Regions from separate parts of the Homo sapiens genome. Here region 1 is linked to region 2. The links are chromatin contacts, found by Hi-C or POLR2A ChIA-PET in ENCODE. All regions are on one chromosome and are shown on one strand. The core of a region is the stretch at or near the end of the contact, and the rest is flanking DNA. Distances in the headings are between cores, read along the strand shown. Region 1 has its middle 67 kb from the start of SLC25A26. Region 2 overlaps MAGI1 (membrane associated guanylate kinase, WW and PDZ domain containing 1).

Region 1 (4,299 bases), core at 372-2,871, 210 kb before region 2:
GGGCAGGATCCTTGTCATCTTCCTTGTTACTGCTGTAACCCCAGCATCTGGAACAGTGCCTGTTACACAGTAGGCACCCAGTGAACATTTCTGGAATAAATGAATGGTACCCCAGTGCTCAGCACTGTGCCCTTGCTGTTGATGGGCTTTTGCCAATGATCACCTCTCAGTCTCCAATCCTCCCTGTTGGAATTTGTATCCTGGCTTTCCCTCTGAGCCCCTGCTTCTGGAGCCCCTGAACAGTGAGGGGCAGATCAGAGGACCTCCCTATCTCCCCAACATCATCTACTTGTACCTGGAATTGACTCTTCCCCTATGCTAAGACATTCATCATTTTTTTAGAAATTTGGGTTTGGGACTCAGAGACTCTGGTTCCTAAGTCGAAGTCAGTGCTTAAAATGAGAGAGTGGAGTGGTCTGGTCTCATGTATGATCAAAGCAGAGGAGCCTGTATGCAACTGAAGAGAAGAATAAAACTAACTGCAGAGAGGATGTGAGGAGATGAGAGGAGAAGAGGGAAGTAGGGAGAGAGCGAGAGAGTCTGGGCAAGTGAACTTGCTGATTTGAGTGTGCTGGTTTTTCAGTTTTTCACCTAGTCCCTGGAGACCTGGCTGTACTCTTCCAGACATACTTCCAGACTTGGCTATTTCTTTCAATTCACATTAGTTTGGTTGGTTTCTATTTCTTGCAAACAAATAATGTCTAATGACAAAATCCTACCACATAGGAGCCATCCTCAAAATATTTGCTGACTTGAATGCATTTTTCTTTTTTCTTCCCTTTTCTTTCTTTCCTTTTTTTGGAGACAGGGTCTTGCTCAGTCGCCCAGGCTGGAGTGCAGTGGCACAATCACAGTGGCTCACTGTAGCCTCAACCTCCTGGGCTCAAGTGATCCTTCTGCCTCAGCCTCCTGAGTAGCTGGGACTACAGGCACACACCACCACATCTGGCTAATTTTTTTATTTTTTTATGTAGAGACAGGGTCTCACTACATTGCCCAGGCTAGTTTCGAACTCCCGGGCTCAAGTGATCCTCCTGCTTTGGCCTCCCAAAGTATTGGGATTACAGGCATGAGCCACCACGCCCGGCCACATATTTCACTCATTCATTTGTTAATTTAGCAAGTATTTATTGAGCTGGTCTCTGGGCTAAAAGGTAAAGGGACACAGATATGCAAAAACTAGACACTGTCCTGCCCTTGTGGAATTCTAGCAGGAATGACAGCTATTAATCAAATAAAGACAAGAAGAGACATAATGAATTTAACTTTGTAGCACATGCTGCCTACTATGTACCAGGAATGGTGTTGGGCTAAACAAAGACACCTAAGCCATAATTGAGATGATGGACAGCATGGTCTGCTCAGAATAGGGAATACTCATAATATTGTTTATTGAAGAGCTGATACATACTTTATCTGATTTTACCTTCAAAATGATTCCATGAGATTGGTTTTAGAATATGCCCATTTTATAGGCAAGCTAGTAAAACTAGGCCTCGCCAGGGTTAAGTGACTTATCCAAAGTAAACAAGGCCCGCCGGGCGCTGTGGCTTATGCCTGTAATCCCAGCACTTTGGGAGGCCGTGGCGGGTGGATCGCTTGAGCCAGCAGTTTGAGATGAGCCTGGGCAACATGATGAAACCCCATCTCTACTAAAAATAACAAAAATTAACTAGGCATGGTGTGGGTAGTTGAGGATGCAGTGAGCTGTGATGGCGTCACTGCACTCAGTCTGGGTGACAGAACAAGACTGTCACCAAAAAAAAAAAAAAAAAAGAAAAAAAGAAAACGAGGTTGGACAGAGGCAGAGCCAGAATTGAAAGGCAGTCTTCTGTCTCCAAAGCCCAGGGTTTTTCATTTTCCTCCTCCACAGAATATTGCCTCTTCCATGAGACAGTAAGTGTGGAAGAATAATACACATCGTACAACCCTGCAGAAATGAGGCAGAAGGCATCCAGGCAGGACTGGGCTGTGCTATTTTTAGGATAATCTCTGCCAAAACAATGCAAGCAGCAAAGGAAAGAGGAATTTAATCAGCTCCCTCTGCTGAAGCTACTACAGTGTGGGTCTCAGCGGGTCTATCTGCAGTGCTGTATAAATGCCCGGGGTCTCGCAGGGAGACAGGGTGGATGGCTGAAGTTTGTGAGATCTGCGGTCTCATACCCAAATTGCCCAGACAGCCAGGGTCTGGTGCCCGAGTTTTATATTCAGGCACTGCAGTGAAACGATAAACAGCCTGGTCACAGAGCTTCCCAGACGCTCAGACCAGAATCAACCAAGCTCATCACAGCTCACGATTACGTGAAAGGACTCGGCTAAACCACGCACTCCTGACGGAATCTTATTTTCCTCCCCTATCATCTCACATTACGGACAGAAAGGATAGAAATAACCTTCTCAGAGCTGTGAAAACGAATGTCAATAAAACCCCCAGAGCTCCCTCGGTGCTTTGGAAGCAGTAACACTGTCTTCAGACAAATCTTTCCTCGGAAGAAGACAAGATCGTGAACTAGCTGGGGTTTTCATTTGGCTTTACAAGACCAAGCCCAGCAAGGAGCAAGGGGAAGAGCTGCCAGGGCTTTAGCAGCCCGAAATATCTCCACACCCACTGCTGGTGCCTGAAATTCCACCAGGAGACTTGCATTCCTGGCTCAAGATGTTGCCTTTCGTGATGCTATTTCTGGACTTTGCCTGGGTTCACACCTGAAAGCACACATTAAAAGAAATTCTGCGCATTCTGCGGTTGTGTTTCTCAAAGCGCGGTCTGCAGAGCCACCTGCATCAGCAGCGACTTTATCAGATTAAACATCTAGATGACTGGACCCCACTCCAGGCTGGAAGAATCTATACTTCAGGGAGTCAAGCTTCAGGAAACTTCGTTTTAAACAGGCACTCCTGTTAATTCTTAAGGGCAATAAAGCTCGAAAACCATGGTTCTATACTGTGTGTTTTCCTATCAGTATGCCCGAATACATTGCACATAAATAACTGGTTCTAACATCTTGTCCCTCTAGATCAAGTGTTCTCAACCTCAATGCTATCAACATTTTAAGCCCAGTGATTCTTTGTGTAGGGGAAAAGAGATTTTTCTGTGCATTATGAGATGTTTAGCACCATTCCACTAGATATCAGTAGTAACACCAAAAGTTATCAGTAGTAATTTTTGGTCGTGACGACCAAAAATAGCTCCAAGCATTGCATTGATAAATGGCCCCTGGGGAACAGAAAATCCCCTCCTCTGGGGAGTGAGAAGTATGTTTTAGGTAAATGGCTCCTAGCCTTAACTACACATTAGAAACCCTCAAGGGTCTTTTAAAAACTTGGATCATTGGGGTCCTGCCCCAGGAAACTTATTTTACAAATCTAGACATCTATATTTGTAAAAATTTCCCAGGTAATTCTAAACGGCCAGAGTTGAGAACCACTGCCCTAGGTGGATGCTTGAAGGCAAGGGTCCATGTATGTGTTTGTGATTTCATGGAATGTACAAACACCCAAGGCACAAGATGGGATTACTTGAGCACCTGTGTACCATCAGGACCCAGCTAGGACAATATAAGCTACCACTTCTGAAGCTAGCAAATAGACAACGTCAGCCAAATAAATTACAAATTCCCTCCCACCCTACCCCAGATATAACCTAAGTTAGTCAAATTGTAGTTAAGACTAGACCTTTTCTTGACGGCTGGGGGAATAGATGATTTTATTTCCACTAGATGATACCATATGGAGATGTGACAGCTGGAAAAGCTGATATCATTTTGCCACCATCAAGGAAGTCAGCCAAAAAATGAAAAGGACACTCCAAGGAGGGCAGCACCAAGAGAATCACAGAGAAACAGAGCTGGAGACTTGGTGAAATTGTGTCTGAATTCCAATCTGTCACAGGCCTCTTCATTTGCAAAATAAATCACCCTTATTTTTTAAGTAAGTCATTTTGATCTGGGGTTTCCCTTACTTGCAACCAAAAGCATCCTCATTGATGTATTGCTCGAAGCTAATATCCTCTTGCAACTATGTTATATTGCTAAGAGTCTTGCTACTCAAAGTGTAGCCCTTGGGCCAGCAGCCTCAAAATCACATGGTAGCAGTTTAAAATGAAGAATCTCAGGCTCCTCTCCAGATCTACTGAATCAGAAGCTGCATTGTAACAAGATTTTCGAGGACTGGTACAAACATCAAAATTTTAGAAGTACCTGCTTAGATAACGGATCTCTCAAGCACTGGGCTAGGTGATAGGGAGACAATGATAAGCAAAAGCTGGACATCGTTATTGGCTTCCCTAATTTGATTAGATGC
Region 2 (4,622 bases), core at 863-3,362:
GAAGGCTGGAGATATATCTTATAATATTCCAGGGCAGAGTGTCCATTGCTGCTAGCAGCAATTATTTTTAAAAAGATACTGCCAGGCTGGGTGCAGTGGCTCATGCCTGTAATCCCAGCCCTTTGGGAGGCTGAGGTGGGCTGATCACTTAAGGTTAGGAGTTTGAGACCAGCCTGGCCAACATGGTGAAACCCCGTCTCTACTAAAAATACAAAAAAATTAGCCTGGTGTGGTGGCATGTGCCTGTAATCCCAGCTACTCAGGAGGCTGAGGCAGGACAATCGCTTGAACCTGGGAGGCGGAGGTAGCAGTGAGCCAAGATCGTACCAGTGCACTCTAGCCTGGGTGACAGAGTGAGACTCTGTCTCAAAAAAAAAAAAAAAAAAAAAGAGAAAGATATTGCTGATTGCTGGGCACAGCAGTTGCTCAATGCCTGTAATCCCAGCACTTTGGGAGGCTGAGGCAGGAAGATTGCTTGAGCTCAGGGTTTGGGACCAGCCTGGGTAACATAGTGAGATCTCATCAATACTAAAAATAAAATAAATTAGCTGGGCATGATGGTGCATGCCTGTGGTACCAGCTACTCAGGAGGCTGATGTGGGAGGCTCGCTTGAGCCTAGGAGATCCAAGCTGCAGTGAGCTGTGATTGCACTTCTGTACTCCAGTCTGGGTAACAGACCGAGACCCCGTCTCAGAAAAACAAACCAAAAAACTGATATTGCTGATTAAAGCTTTCACTTGAAAGCCTCAACAGTTAATCAGAAACGTACAATTTATAATTAGTGTAAATTGAGCATAATAATTTTATTATAGCTTATCTCAGTGTATTCATTTGATGATTTAAAAATATAAATATAGGAGTTTTCATCCCTTAAATTTATGTCAGAATTTAGAGACATGTTGTATTATTCTTTGTGTTCCTCCATTTTAGGTTGATTGTATAATTTTTCCAGGTTTTAAATATATTTAGGAGATATTTATACCTTACATATGCTGTTTGGGGTATTACAAATTCTAATCCCAGAATTACTATAGATAAAACCATAAATATAAAATGATAGGGGCCTATTATCTTAGCATTTTGTTAGTCTGCTTTTAGGAACCATTTGCTATGGCTTACCAATACAATTTTCTTTCAACATTAGGATCCTCTTTCCTTGAAGAACTACAGGAAACACAAGCTCGGGAGTTATTTTACATAACAATGAGGATGAGATGTTATTTGTTTATAAGTTATTCAGTGTCTAAAAGCCTTAGGGTACCAAACATAACACAAGATAGAAAAGAAACAAATTTGCCTTGACATTTAGCTGTAAATTGAAATTAATTCATATAAAATACTGAGGTGAAACACTTCAGTTGTAGAGTTTTGCATACTGCTTAGCTTTCATGATTTTGTCACTTTAGATTTTAGTTCAAAAGTGTGCTTTTAAACTGTATAAACTCATTAGCTGCATAAAATTCTCCAGCTATCCACTTTTTCCTATATTTTCTTACTCTGCAGGTGAAAACAGCATTTTTAATATTTAACATTCTTAAGTGATCTGTTTCATGTGGATTGTTTTTCGTTTTCTTGTCCCTGGCCCTACCTCTTCTGGAGTCAGCGCAGGCTGGTGGGTGCGCTGCCAGATCTGGGTGTGCGTGTGTGGTGTCAGGATACCATTATTGGGAAATGGATGACTGCAAAACAGTGAGGCCTACTTGTAGGCAGATGACATAACCAGCAGCTCACTGAATGCCATTGCCAAGACAAATAGGTTTGAGCTCTCCCCTCTTGGTGGCTGTTCTCGTCCATGCTGAAAGTCATTGCCACCCTTGGCTCTGCTTTTCTCTAACCTGGAGGAGGTTGCTGAAATTTCTGCCCAACGGAAAAAAAAACCAAAGGGACCAAAACAGGATGTAAGCAAAGTTTTAATATTCCAAACCAGGAAATAAATGATGAAATGCAGAAAAGGCAGGGAGGAAATTCTAACTGGCACCAAGTTGGGAGGTCAGCGTCAATAGCCCACAAGACGCTGACGAGGACTTGTAGTTCCCGAAAGTTCTTTAACTTGTGTTTCTTGTGAGTTGAAGTAACACATTTTTTATTCCTTCTTCATCACCACCCTTTCTAATTCCCAGTCATCACCCTTAGTGCCCTGGGAGGGCATGCAGGAATGGCAGGAAGTGCCAGGACCTCACTTGGACAGATACCCTCGGTGGCCACCCCCTTCCAGTGTCCATGCTGTAGGCGGACCCTAGGGCCAGGCCCAGAGAGCTTTCTAAGGTGCATTTCCTCTTAAGTAAAACATAAATTAGAGAGCAGGAAAATGTTGGCTCTTGATTTTTTTTCAGGGAATTTATTTAATAAATACTATTTTAATACTAAAGATTTTTAAAAGAATGATTACCACTTTATTGCTTGCCTCTCAAGTGTGCCTTTAGCCACTGCTCTGTCTCTAGCACCTAGAACAGGGATTGGCAGTGTTAGAAGAACAACTTCAGCCAAATTAAATTTAAAGAAGTTTAAGTGAGCAACGAATGATTCACGAATTGGGTAGTCCCCAGAATCACAGCAGATTCACAGAGACTCCAGGGATGCCCTGTGGTCAGAATAAATTTATAGGCAAGAAAAGAGAAATGACATACAGAAATCGGAAGTGAGATACAGAAATAGCTGGATGGGTTACACCTTGGCATTTGCCTTATTTGGAAAAGAGTTGAACACTCAGCAGTGTATGACTGGTTGAAGCATGGCTACTGGGATTGGCCAAGACTCAGCTATTGTTACAGCTGCATACTCCTAAATTAGTTTTTCACCCTTGTCTACCTATTAGACAAGGTTGGTCCACAAGGACTCAAATATAAAAGTACAGAGTCCTTCTCAGGCTATACTTAGTTTGCTTTCACAGCAGATACTACATACCCATTAAGTTTTCATGAAATGAATGTGTGGTCCCCAGATCATCAGCCTCAGAATCTCCTAGGTGGTCATTACAAAATAACTATTGGGTACTAAGTTTAGTACCTGGGTGATGAAATAATCTGTACATCAAACCCTCATGACACGAGTTTATCCATATAACAAACCTGCACATGTATCCCTGAACCTAAAGTAAAAGTTAAAAACAACAACAAAAAAACCAAATGCAGTTTCTTGAGTCCACCCTGGCCCTTCAAAATCAGGATGTTTGGGAGAGAGCCCACAGACTCTGCATTTTAAAAAGGGCTTCCCCACCAGATCCATTGGTGCTCCCAGATTTGAGCACTCTTGCCCTACGGACACACCACTTGTTTCCAATTTCCTTGTTGCTTTTCATATATGTTGTAACGTGATGGATGAATTTGGTTCCCGTCCTCTATTTCATGCCCCATCACAGCAATATTATGTAATGGATATCCTCAATATAATGAATGAATGCTAATATTACATAATGAATATTTGCCTGGTTGTTATATTTTAATGCTGTCGGACAAAATTGACACTCTCTTTATTACCTAACCATTTCCCTATTGTTGGGTTATCCACCTCTCTACCCCAACTATCTTCCCTTATTCTGTAATGCTGCAAAGAGTATGAAATTTAGACATATATCTTTGTTTTATTTTTTAGCTATTTCCTTGGTGAGCTGGTCATACTTCTAGAAGTTTCTTGCACACAGGAGATCTAATATCCAAAGGACTCCCTTCATGGCTCCCTCCCTCCGTCCCTTCCTTTTCCTTCCTTCTGTTCTTTCTCTCTTTTGCTCTTCCTTTCCTTAGTTCTTTTTCTCAAAAAAAGGCATTGGAAAGCTATTAGCATTTAAATAGCACTTTATTTTTTTTTCCCTTGAGATAGGGTCTTGCTCTGTTGCCCAGGCTGGAGTGCAGTGCTATGAGCATGTCTTACTGCATCTTCAACTTCCTGGGCTCAAACTATCCTCCAACCTCAGCCTCTCGAGCAGCTAGGACTACAGGCACGTACCCCACATCCATCTCATTTTTTTATTTTTATTTTTTGTAGAGATAGAGTCTCGCTATGTTGCCCAGGCTGGTCTTGAACTCCTGGGCTCAAGCTGTCCTGCCTCTGCCTTCCAAAGGGCTGGGATTACAGGCCTGAGCCATTGCACCTAGCTGAGCACTTTCAATTTCTGCTATCTTGCCTGCTTAACAAGTAACATTCCCTTTTAAGGGAAAAATAATCCAGGGTCACTTTTTATTAAATTTTACTAAGAAATGGCAAAACTGCTTAATGGAGTTGAACCAGGATTCTTAAACAGCTACTTGAGTTAGGCACAGAGTTAGGCACTTTTAGATTCAGTCAGAAAGAATGTTTTTTTCCTGGAACTCAACTTTTTTCATTTGAGAAATATGAAAATTGGCCCACAAGCTATATGATGCTGCCCTGTCACAGTGGAGGAAAACAATGCCCAGTTCACAAATAAGTTTTGAGTTCTGTAGAATGAATATATTTCTTAATTGCAGGATATCTAATGACTTGTACTGTTGTTAAGGTGTACAAAGTAAGGCTTTCTCAAACTTTCTTGAACATGAAACTCTTTAATATGTTGTGATACTGCTTCTCTACAGAATATTCTTCTTGGAATACTCATCTAAAGCAGTGTTTTTCAAATTGTAGGACAAGATTAGTGACTGTAGTGAAA

What was found. Hi-C counts contacts between places; a loop is a spot of excess contacts on that map. ChIA-PET counts read pairs that join two places held with the same protein, here RNA polymerase II (POLR2A). Pooled maps may share reads with other maps.
Region 1: POLR2A ChIA-PET joins it to region 2 with 19 read pairs in BJ. The contact joins two enhancer-like sites. A Hi-C loop is called at or near these places in 1 of 50 pooled maps. POLR2A ChIA-PET finds 5 or more read pairs at or near these places in 3 of 52 experiments (BJ, WTC11 and activated CD4-positive, alpha-beta T cell).

Annotation. Positions count from the first base shown.
Region 1 is chr3:66,152,018-66,156,316 of GRCh38, reverse strand. It overlaps a transcript of SLC25A26 not described here. Among named protein-coding and RNA genes, the nearest start is that of SLC25A26, 67 kb to the left of the region's middle. Within about 2 kb of position 1,621, at least 6 of the 41 ENCODE cell types and tissues checked have a DNase peak (open chromatin) inside an H3K27ac peak, as active enhancers do.
Region 2 is chr3:65,943,706-65,948,327 of GRCh38, reverse strand. The region is part of intron 1 of MAGI1 (membrane associated guanylate kinase, WW and PDZ domain containing 1); the gene reads left to right. The region is part of intron 1 of MAGI1-IT1 (MAGI1 intronic transcript 1); the gene reads left to right. Among named protein-coding and RNA genes, the nearest start is that of MAGI1-IT1, 8.5 kb to the left of the region's middle. Within about 2 kb of position 2,112, at least 14 of the 41 ENCODE cell types and tissues checked have a DNase peak (open chromatin) inside an H3K27ac peak, as active enhancers do.